2 separate regions of the Homo sapiens genome follow, and region 2 is linked to region 1. The links are chromatin loops, found by intact Hi-C in ENCODE. Cell type or tissue: Caco-2. All regions are shown on one strand. Links, peaks and the distances in the headings refer to the core of each region. The heading gives the core; the rest is flanking DNA. Region 1 overlaps CSNK1G1 (casein kinase 1 gamma 1). Region 2 holds the start of PCLAF (PCNA clamp associated factor).

Evidence for each region. A loop is a pair of places that touch in the nucleus more often than their neighbours do. Peaks named below come from ENCODE experiments on the same cell type or tissue, not always from the same donor. Only the 100,000 strongest peaks of a DNase experiment are listed, where the experiment ranks them.
Region 2: a loop joins it to region 1, with 8 times the contacts of the local background. A loop is called at or near these places in 6 of 110 quality-filtered maps.

The regions. Positions count from the first base shown.
Region 1 is chr15:64,207,152-64,212,532 of GRCh38, reverse strand. CSNK1G1 (casein kinase 1 gamma 1) reads left to right here. Exons shown (of 12, transcript NM_022048.5): 7 at 4,939-5,024. Among named protein-coding and RNA genes, the nearest start is that of PPIB, 47 kb to the right of the region's middle. In Caco-2, for the core only: CTCF peaks have their summits at 2,384 and 2,600 (motif pointing left); no DNase peak of the experiment used is centred there.
Region 2 is chr15:64,378,267-64,383,647 of GRCh38, reverse strand. PCLAF (PCNA clamp associated factor) reads left to right here and starts at 2,207. Exons shown (of 4, transcript NM_014736.6): 1 at 2,207-2,322; 2 at 2,610-2,690. The coding sequence starts at 2,277. RefSeq lists an enhancer at 2,036-2,546. In Caco-2, for the core only: no CTCF peak of the experiment used is centred there; a DNase peak (open chromatin) is centred at 2,087; H3K4me3 peaks cover 1,778 bases.

The DNA.
Region 1 (5,381 bases), core at 310-5,309:
GTGTTCCCCAGGCGGGTCTCAAACTCCTGGTTTCAAGAGATCCTGTTGCCTCAGCCTCCCAACACACTGGGATTATAGATGTGAGCCACCATGCCTGGCCTGCACATTAATAAGTATTTTAAAGACTAATGTAATATCTACTAAGTTCCCTCATTGAGTAAACTACACAGGTTATTCACCTGAGGAATTCAAGTGATAGTGAAGAGTAAAAAATGGCATTACAAAGTAGTATGATACAATTCGATTTGAAATTATGATGTTATCAAGATTTTTTCAGTAACCACATGGAAATCCTCACTTAAGTAAATGTAATACTTTAAAATTAGACTAGAGGTCCTCTGGTACTTACTATCAGCGTTACTTTGGACAAGTTACTTAATCTCACTGAAACTCCTCTGTAAAATGAGGGTAATGCTTCACAGGGATATTTTGAGGGTTGAATGGATAATATATGTGAAAGCACCATGTCTGACATAGGTCTCTTGCATAGTGCTCAGCATCCCCTTCTTCCTTCACAATGACAAGTAATTTTCCATTTTACAAGGAAACAAAAACTGTATCTTAAATAATAAACTTAAGATTATGTGGTTTAACTGACAAACTCTAGAAGTTGTTTTAATGCCCACTTCCTGGGCTCAGCCATTTGTGTACTAATTTTATTGTTCTTAAGAGGAAAGACAAGAACAGACAAGGGATGGGTGTTCATGTTATGTTTGTATAAGATACAGAGTAGTGGTTAAGAAAAAGGATGCAAATCCTGGCGCTCTTTCTTAATAGCTATGTAATTTTGATCCAATAACCTTCTTCCCTCAGCCTCGGTTATCTCATGTATAAAATGGGTATGATAATTATGCCTGTAATATATGGTTCTATGAGATAATGTATGTAAAATGTTTAGCATAATGCCTGATAATAGTAATATCAGTCCATATTGTAATTATCCCGATTATTATTTATTCAACAAAATCTGTTTTAAGCATCTACTGTGCATCAGTCTGTTTCATCTCTTGGTGTACTGCCATTCCTGCCGGGACTTTTGAGTTTACCCCCAGACTTGGCTTACTGAGTACCAGAGTTTTTCAGGTCAAATCTAACCTGTCATCATATTTTGTGCTCTCTGCATTACAGAGAATACATAAAGAAAGTTGTCACTGCTTTTTAAACTCTTTCCCATGCCTCAAACGATAGAAGTTTTTGTAGGAACTCTAATGCTATTGGTTTTTAAATGTGTTGCATTTTTTTGTGTTGCAAAGAAGAAATGACTGAGATGTGTATTTTCAAATGGCTTTGAGAAAATCACTTCTTAATTTTACAGAGGAGGAGGACAAGAGAAGAAGCCTCCTAAACCTTGCATTAGTTGCCACATCAGAGTAGCCACACTTACTTAGTCCATTTTGTGTTGCTATAAAGGAATACCTGAGGCTGGGTCATTTTATAAAGAAAAGACCTTTAAATTTGGCTCAGGGTTCTGCAGGCTGTACAAGAAGCATGGCACTGGCATCTGCATCTGGTGAGGGCCTCAGGGGCCTCATGCTGCTTCCACTCATGGTGTAAGGGGAAGGGGAGCAGCCAGCATGTGCAGATCACATGGGAAGGGGGGTGCTAGGCTCTTCTCACCAACCTGCTTTCTTGGGAACTCATCCCTAAGGGAGGTCGTTAATCAGTTAATGAGGGATATACCCCCATGACCCAAACACCTTCCATTTGGCCCAGCTTCGAACATTGGGATCAAATTTCAACGTGAGGTTTGTGTGTGTTGGGGGGTCCGGGGGAAGGACAGAAATCCAGACCATAGTAGCCACCTTCCCACTGATTAAGCTTTTACTGAGAAGCCCAATTTATATTATTTAATGGTTGAAATTAGGGTGAGAACACTGGGTTACCTTGCTCCCTGCCTTCAACAAATATATTTAACCTAAAATCAGGGATGTTATGCATGTAAACCAAGCACATCTTTCTGATTGGATGAAAGCACACCTTTCAACCAATCAGAAGAATTGAAGAATTTTGTGTCCTGCTGGTCTCACTGGTATTGGAAACCTTTCTTCTTTGAAAATGAAAATATGCTGCATGAAAAAATGAGGGCATGTAGAAATAATGAATTGGACAAGTGTGGAGTGTTCAAAGTCGTATGAAAATAAAGCATGCTCTGGTTTTCACTCTTATTTTTTTCCTGAAAGGCCCTAAAGGCTTAAGTTATCAGATTATTTTAGAATTTTAGAGCTGGAAAATGACTTTTCAAATTCTCCCCAGATTGAACACTTTATTTTCAGATGAGGAAACTGAGACCCAAAGTAGGTGACTTGACCATGCTTAATTTCACTGGATTAAATTAGTGGAAAGGATAAACCAAGATCTAGATACCTAAATCGTTGAGCTGATTTAGGTACCCTTATTTTGGGTACCTTATTTAGGTACCCTTCCTGATTTAGGAACCCTTATTTTTCCTATTGTCCCATATTCTATAGTTCTTTTTCATAGTTCTCAGGATTTGAAAAGTTACTTTATTACTTATTCCAGTGAGTTTTAAAAATATATTAATCTCATAATTTATTTTGCTGTGAAATCTTTTTTCTGTAGGCCTGATCAATATTGAAAATGTGGAGAGTTTTCGCCCTCTAGTGCTCAACTGTTTAAAATTCAAACATTTGTCCAGTGAATTTTTAATAACCAAGGGGCTTCTTGTTACAGGAAGTGGATATAAAAATGGAGAGGCAATGAGTAGGTGTGATACAGTATGAGAAACTGCAGAGTCGTTTCTCTATCTGCCCTGCTTTGTGGGAGGCCTCCACTCAACTCTCCTTGTTCTTTTCTCTTTTTCATTTGTGCATCCTTAGGTTGTGTCAACAAACTGTTTTTGTATAACTGCTTTTTTTTTCAATTATGAATATTTTATTGCAAACTTCAGACAAGCCATGTAGACAAAGGATTCTGATGGTCATGCTGTTTTCATTCTTTTTAAGATTGTTTCAATTGTTGTATACCAACTCAGTTTTATGTTATTTATCTCTGTCAGGGTACCTCTCCTTCCCATTAGTAACCATCTTTTTACAACCTCCATCAAATCATTATTTAAAAAGTTGCCTTTTCTTTCTTCATCTACCCTGTAGACTACTATTCTTTTTCATGCAAATTCCCTATAATTTAAGGCAATAGTTAAACATGTTGCACTTCTGTATTTTGAGTTAGCTGAGTGGCTTTCTCTGGCTCTCTTGGGTTTTACTTTCTGTACAAAGAAAGCACAATCAAGTTGAAGGTAGCCTCTTAGTCTTGCTTCTGTAGTTTATTCAGATAAAGCCCTAAACTTGATTCTGAAAAATAAACACATAAAATGTCTGAGATGGGCCAGGTGTGGTGGCTCACACCTGTAGTGCCAGCACTTTGGGAGGCCAAGGCTGGTTGATTGCTTGATTGGCCCAGGAGTTCAAGACCAGCCTGGGAAACATGGCAAAACCCAGTAACTATAAAAAATACAAAAAGTAGCCAGGGATGGTGGTGCATGCCTGTAGTCCCAGCTAGTGAGGAAGCTGAGGTGGGAGGATCACTTGAGCCCAGGAGGGCGAGGCTGCAGTGTCCAAGAACATGCTACTGTACTCTAGCCTAGGCAACAGAGCGAGACCTTGTCTCAAAAAAAAAAAAAAAAGAAAAAAGAAATCTGAGACTAAACCATAATTGGCAAATTCAAAATGAATGCATGGACTGGGTGCAATGGCTCACATGGGTAATCCCAGCAGTTTGGGAGGCTGATATGTTAGATTTGCTTGAGGCCAGGAGTTTGAGACCAGCTTGAGCAACATAGCGACATCCCATCTTCACAAAAAATAAAAATAAATAAATTAGCCGAGTGTGGTTCCACACACTTATATTCCTAGCTACTCAGCTGAGGCAGAAGGGTCCCTTGGGCTCAGGAATTTGAGGCTGCAGTGAGCCATGATCACAACACTGCACTCAAGCCTAGGAAACAGAGCAAGGACTCTGTCTGTAAAAAAGAATAAAGAAACGAAGGTGTGTACTACTTAGATTCTAACAATCAAAGAATGTGTAGGATGTTTTCTGAGATGAAGTTGCAGTTTTTTGTTAACTATTTTGCAGTTCTTTGTCATCTTCACCTTCCCAATTAAAAGGAGAGAAAAACCCAGCAACTTGTTTTAGATACGCTTCCAGAATGCAGGGACTTTGATTTTTTGTTTTATTTTGTTTTGGGATGAGGTCTCATTATGTTGCCCAGGCTTATCTCGAACTCCTGGGCCGAAGCGATCCTCTCACGTCAGCCTCTTAAGTAGCTGGCACTACAGATGTGTGTAGCCTTACCCATCTAATTTTGAGGAGACCTTAGTAATAAATTCTAAAATGTTTTTGAGGTTATAGGACATGGTACAAATTGAATGGGAGCCAAGAGAGTATGTACTGATGTTCATTGATATGAAACTTAATTTTAAGTGTTAATTTTTATGATGAATAAAAAGCACTTGGCATGTTTGCTAGGCATTTTGCAGCTTGTATCTTTGCAGGCCTAGCCAGAATGGACTGTTTTAACAGTTTGGGTTGCTTAATCTGCTGCTCACTCTCTGGTGGTAACTAAAAGGTAATTGTAGCCCATATACTGGAAATAGCATTTCATTAAAATTTTATCACTTTCAGGAAGGTGACAGCATTGAGTGAGGGGTGGAAATTCACTGTTTAGTGATTTGGGCTTGGTTTTAATTCAGAATTTGCTCTTTTCTCTTGATATTTACTTACCATCAACAGATCTAGGCAAAGGAAGTACACATCGGTTTAGGGTTTTGATCTAAAATACTATCCTTGGTTTAAATATACAAGTAATTAGTAAGCAGAGCCTTTCCAGAGCCGAAGGGTTTCTGAAGGGATTACTTGGTTTTGAACCTCTTTCTGCTTTAATAACTGCAAACATAATGTGTGATCTGTCTTCCCTTTTAGAGCAAAGCCGGAGAGATGATTTGGAAGCCCTAGGCCATATGTTCATGTATTTCCTTCGAGGCAGCCTCCCCTGGCAAGGACTCAAGGTATCCTTGAAAGTGTTCAGTGGAGGGCTTTGTTTCAATGCTCAGTTGTTAATGAAGGAGCCTCTGGCTTCATGTTTTTAAGAAATGTGTAGGGGGCTGGCCAGATGCGGTGGCTCATGCCTGTAATCCCAGCACTTTGGGAGGCTGAGGTGGGAGGATTGCTTGAGTCCAGGAGTTTGAGATCAGCAACATAGTGAGACCCCATCTCTATTTAAACATAAACAAATAAATATTTTTTTAAAACAACACACAAAAAGGATTATTGGCTAATTGGCTCTGGAGATAAGAAGCAGGGACTAATTACATTAGTCTACATTATAAATGCTCTCCTGGGCTTTGGAAACTGTTTTGTTCACA
Region 2 (5,381 bases), core at 52-5,051, 170 kb before region 1:
CACTTGTAATCCCAGCACTTTGGGAGGCTGAGGCAGGCAGATCACTTGAGGTCAGGAGTTTGAGACCAGCCTGGCCAACATGGTGAAACCCTGTCTCTACTGAAAATACAAAAATTAGCCGAGTGTTTTGGCACGTGTCTGTAATCCCAGCTACGTGGGAGGCTGAGGCAGGAGAATTGCTTGAACCCGGGAGGCGGAGATTGCAGTGAGCCGAGAACACGCCACTGCATTCCAACCTGGGCGAAGAAGTGAGACTCCATCTCAAAAAAAAAAAAACACACACACAAAAAAACCACTGTGCAATGAGATGGGCCATGAGGACAAAAAACAAAGGAATGCCCTGGGTCTTGTGGATTTTTCCGGTTGATTTGGCTGTAACCTTAGATACCAAGGTTAAGACAAAACTACAGGTAATTGCCAATACATTTTCTATTATTGTGTTAATTTAACCTGTTGCCTAGATTCCTTAAATCTGTGTTACAGAGTGCAGTTGTTGATTCTGTTAAAGTACTGAGTAGCCTAATTCTAAGTTCGAGCAATTCATTGGAGAGAATTAATGCTGTGTTTACACTTCTAGAGTAGCCTTTCAAGTGAGCATTTAACAGAATACATCCCAAAGCAAGTTCATCTGATCCTGTTTTTTGTTGTTGTTTTTAGAGACGGAGACTCGCCCTGTCGCCCAGGCTGGAGTGCAGTAGCGTGATCTCGGCTCACTGCAACCTCCGCCTCCCGGGTTCAAGGAATTCTCCTGCCTCAGCCTCCAGAGTAGCTGGGACTACAGGCACATGCCGCCACTCCCAGCTAATTTTTTATTTTTTATTTTTATTTTTATTTTAGTAGAGACTGGGTTTCACCATGTTGCCCACGCTGGTCTCGAACTCCTGAGCTCAGGCAATCTGCCTGCCTCGGCCTCCCAAAGTGCTAGGATTACAGGTGTGAGCCACCATGCCTGACCGATTCTGTTTTATGTATGGTATTTAGAGAGTGAAAATCACTCCCCAGGGGTGTTGTGAGTAATTAGAAGGTAAGCATAAAGATAGAAAAAAATTATGACCCTTTATCCTAGAGTTATGCTCACTGTGTGACAGCGATGTGGTCTTACCACATTTGGCAGGGTCTTTTCGTTTCGTTTCGTTTCATTTCATTTCCTTGCCTTGCCTTGCCTTTCTTTTCTTTTTTCTTTTCTTTTCTTTCTTTCTTTTCTTTTCTTTCTTTCTTTCTTTTTTTTTTTTGAGACAGGATCTCGCTCTGTCGCCCAGGCTGGAGTGCATGGTGTGATTATGGCTCACTGCAACCTCTCCCTCCTAGGCACAAGCAATCTCCCGTCTCCTGAACTCAAGCCATCCTCCCACCTCAGCCTCCCGAGTAGTTGGGATTACAGGAACATGCCACTGCACCCGGCTAATTTTTGTATATTTTTTGTAGAGACGGGTTTCACCGTGTTGGTCAGGCTGGTCTCGACCTCCTGGGGTCAAGCGATCTGCCCGCCTCGGCCTCTCAAAGTGCTGGGATTACAGCCATGAGTCCCCGCTCCTGGCAGATTTGGCAGATTATTTAGGAGCTCTGACACCATTCGGTTCTCAAGAAGACGTTTTATTAGTTTCTTTTTATGTGTGTATGTATATACAATCCCCCTAGTTTTTGTTTAGTCTCACATCATCCTAAAGACATTTAAAAAAACCCTTGTAAACAAGTTGTATTAGCTTCCTTTTCCCCATTCCATAGAATTGTTTTAGTATGGATGCTGTACAAAGAGTTCATGCCTGGGGGACTAAAGGAAAGTTCTCAAGTTCTTTTAATTTTGATTTGCATCAAAAAGTCCGCTTAATTTCAGGTTTCACCTCCAGGAGTCAATCATTATGGACTTAAAGCTATAGTAACTTTTGAAGATCGTTTGTAATTCGCTGTCTTTGCTAGGTTTTCTTTTCTAAGCAGGCTCATTTCTGTAGTTCAGAAACTTAGCACCCACTAGTCGGGTACCCCTGGAGAGTCCTGGTACCGCCCACCTGGGGCGCCTACGAATCCTAGGCCTTTGCGTGTTGATGGACGGATTCGCGCTGCAAGAAGCCTCGCCGCTGTCACCACTGGGCATTGGCAATTGGTTCAGGGGGAACGGCGCGGAACCAATGGGAGCGGTGGCTCGGGAGAGACCTTGGAGCGCGCGGGAAAGAGACCAATATAAACTGTGGCGGGATAGTTTTCGGGTCCTTGTCCAGTGAAACACCCTCGGCTGGGAAGTCAGTTCGTTCTCTCCTCTCCTCTCTTCTTGTTTGAACATGGTGCGGACTAAAGCAGACAGTGTTCCAGGCACTTACAGAAAAGGTGAGGCGATCGAGTGTGGTACTGGAGGGCGGGGGGGTCCTCCCGGCAGCCTGGCCACGGGCGACAGACGCCAGAGGTCCCCCTGGGCCCTGTGCGCCAAACTCATCTAGCTAGCCAGGGAGTAGCCGCCTGGCCCCTTTACCTAGAAGAGGAAGTCGCAGGGGCAGGGTAAGGTTATCCTGCTGTTCTGGATCGCCAGGCTCTCCTCTCCAAGCTGCTGGGGTCCAGGACTCGGTGTCGGAACCCTCCTGCCCCTTCTGAACACCCTTTTTTGCCTCTCTTCACAGTGGTGGCTGCTCGAGCCCCCAGAAAGGTGCTTGGTTCTTCCACCTCTGCCACTAATTCGACATCAGTTTCATCGAGGAAAGGTAAGAAGAGCCCTCCTAAAGTTAGGGGATCAGTCCTGGCACCTGCAAGCCCCTGGCTTGCCATGAATTTCTTTTTCTTGAGGTACTCACGCCCGAATTTCTTCCTTGCCCTGTGATATAATAAGAGAGGCTGGGCCTTTTGGCCGGCTAGGGTAGAGGTGGGGGGGAGGTCTCATGGAAGGGAATTTCAAGCCTTGGAGTTAAGGACCGACACACCTTATCTTCAAGCCTATTTTTCTTTTCTTTTCTTTTTTTAGACAGGGCCTCTCTTTGTTGCTCAGGTTGGAGTGCAGTGGTGCAATCACTGGTCACTACATCCTCCACTTATGGGGCTTAAGCAATCCTCCCACCTCAGCCTCCAAAGTAGCTGGGGCTACAGGTACATGCCACCACGCCGGGCTTTTTTTTCTATTTTTTGTAGAGATGGGGGTCTCACTATGTTGCCTAAGCTGGTCTCAAACTCCTGGGCTCAAACAATCCTCCTACTGGGATTACAGGCATGAGCCACCACAGCCAGCCTATCAATTTTTGTTTTTTGGTTTAGTATTTTCCTTTTTCTTTCTCTTTCTTTTTTTGAGACAGAGTCTTGCACTGTTGCCCAGGCTGCAGTGCAACGGTGTGATCTTGGTTCACTGCAACCTCCGCCTCTCGGGTTCACACGATTCTCCTGCCTCTGCCTCCTGAGTAGCTGGGATTACAGGTGCACGCCACCACACCCAGCTAATTTTTTTGTATTTTTAGTAGAGATGGGGTTTCACTATGTTGGCCAGACTGATCTCAAACTCCTGACCTCATGATCTGCCTGCCTCAGCTTCCCAAAGTGATGGGAACACAGACGTGATCCACCACGCCCAGCTATTATTTTTCTTAATAATAACAGAGGCTATTTAAATATTGTTAGAGGCTATTTAAAAGCCCCCTTAGTAGATTAAGGGTTTGAACAATCGTTAACAGTGCTGAGTGCTCATTGCAATGTCTACTAAACTTTAATAAAAATGTTTTTGTTTTTGTTTGCTTGTTTTTCCTTTCTTCCTTACTCTTTTTTGTTTGTTTGTTTGTTTGAGTATGATGTCTGTGGGTTTTCTCCAACTTTGCAGCTCCTAATACTGTCTTTGGGAGAGTAGGAGTGAAACCCGGCAAAGGAAATAGCTTCACGCTGCTCCTTCTGTGCGTGGAGTAGATGAGAAAATGCCCTGCCATCTGGTGCCTCATTCCTTTCAGTAGGAAATTTGGCAGACAGGGAGATTAACGCTACAAGATTTAATTAAGAACATAAAGGTGAACACTGTTTAGGACTTCATGGGTTTTAAAGTCAATTCAAATTTCTCCCTATTATAAACATTTCATTAGAAAACATTTACTATTTCTATCTCTTCAGATAAAAGGAAATAGAAGTTGATGAATTTTTTTAGAGTAACTTATACCCTGTACCACTAGACTAAGTTTCTTTTTCTTTTCTTTTTTCTTTTTTTTTTTTGAGACAGGGTCTCACTCTGTTGCCCAGGCTTGAGTGCAGTGGTGCAATCACAGCTTACTGCAGATTTGACCCCAGGGTTCAAATGATCCTCCCACTTCAGGCTCTTCCCAAGTAGCTGGGACTGTAGGCGCATGCCACCACACGCCCGCCTAATTTTTGTGTTTTTTGTAGAGATGGGGTTTCATCACATTGCCCAGGCTGGTCTCGAACTCCTGGGCTGAAGCAATCCTCCCGCCTCAGCCTACCAAAGTGCTGGGATTACAGACGTGAGCCACCACGCCTGGCCTGATGAAATTTCATTAGAGCCGCATCTCATCGTCTGGTCCACTGTTGAATCACCAGAGCCAACTAAATAGGCCCTTACTGAATATATGTTGAATAAATGCATCCTTTAAGGCATTTTAAAAATCTCTATTTTTAATCCGAATAATTGGATGTATGAAATGGGTAATATCCTTATTTTAAAGATAAGGAAATTTAATATCTGGTTATATAACTTGATAAAGGTCACACAACTAAATCAGTGGAGTTGGGTTTGAACCTGTTGCTGCTATATTTTTTTTTTTTTCTGAGACACAGTCTCGCTCTGTCACCCAGGCTGGAGTGCAGTGGCATGAACTCGGCTCACTGCAACCTCCGCCTCCCGGGTTCAAGCAATTCTTCTGCCTCAGCCTCCTAAGTAGCTGGGATTACAGGCATGCGCCACCATGCCTGGCTAAATTTTGTATCTTTAGTGGAGGCAGGGTTTCACCATGTTGGCCAGGCTGTTCTCAAATGCCTGACCTCATGATCCAACTGCCTCGGCCTCACAAAGTGCTGGGATTACAGGCGTGAGCCACTGCGCCCAGCTGCTGCTGTATGTTTTCTAGTAGTAAAAGCATTCCTGTAAGGTTCCTTTGGGAAAACTGTGAACCAAAAGATCACTATCTTTTATATGCCATTCCTTCTTTTGGAGGCGAAGGCGGGACGGTTGCCTCAGCCAGGAGTTTGAGACCAGCCTGGACAACGTGGCAAAACCCCATTGCTATTTTTATAAATGTAAATAAATAAGTAGAAACAATATAACTTCAGAGTCTATATGGAAACAACTTTTGTAAGCATTCTTTAACAACTAGAGTTGTTAAAGCAAATGTTTTAGCTTAAAGCAAAAGATTTGCAGTAACTGAATAATTTGTTCCTGGTCATTACTTTATAAAAAGGCAAGAATTTTCCCT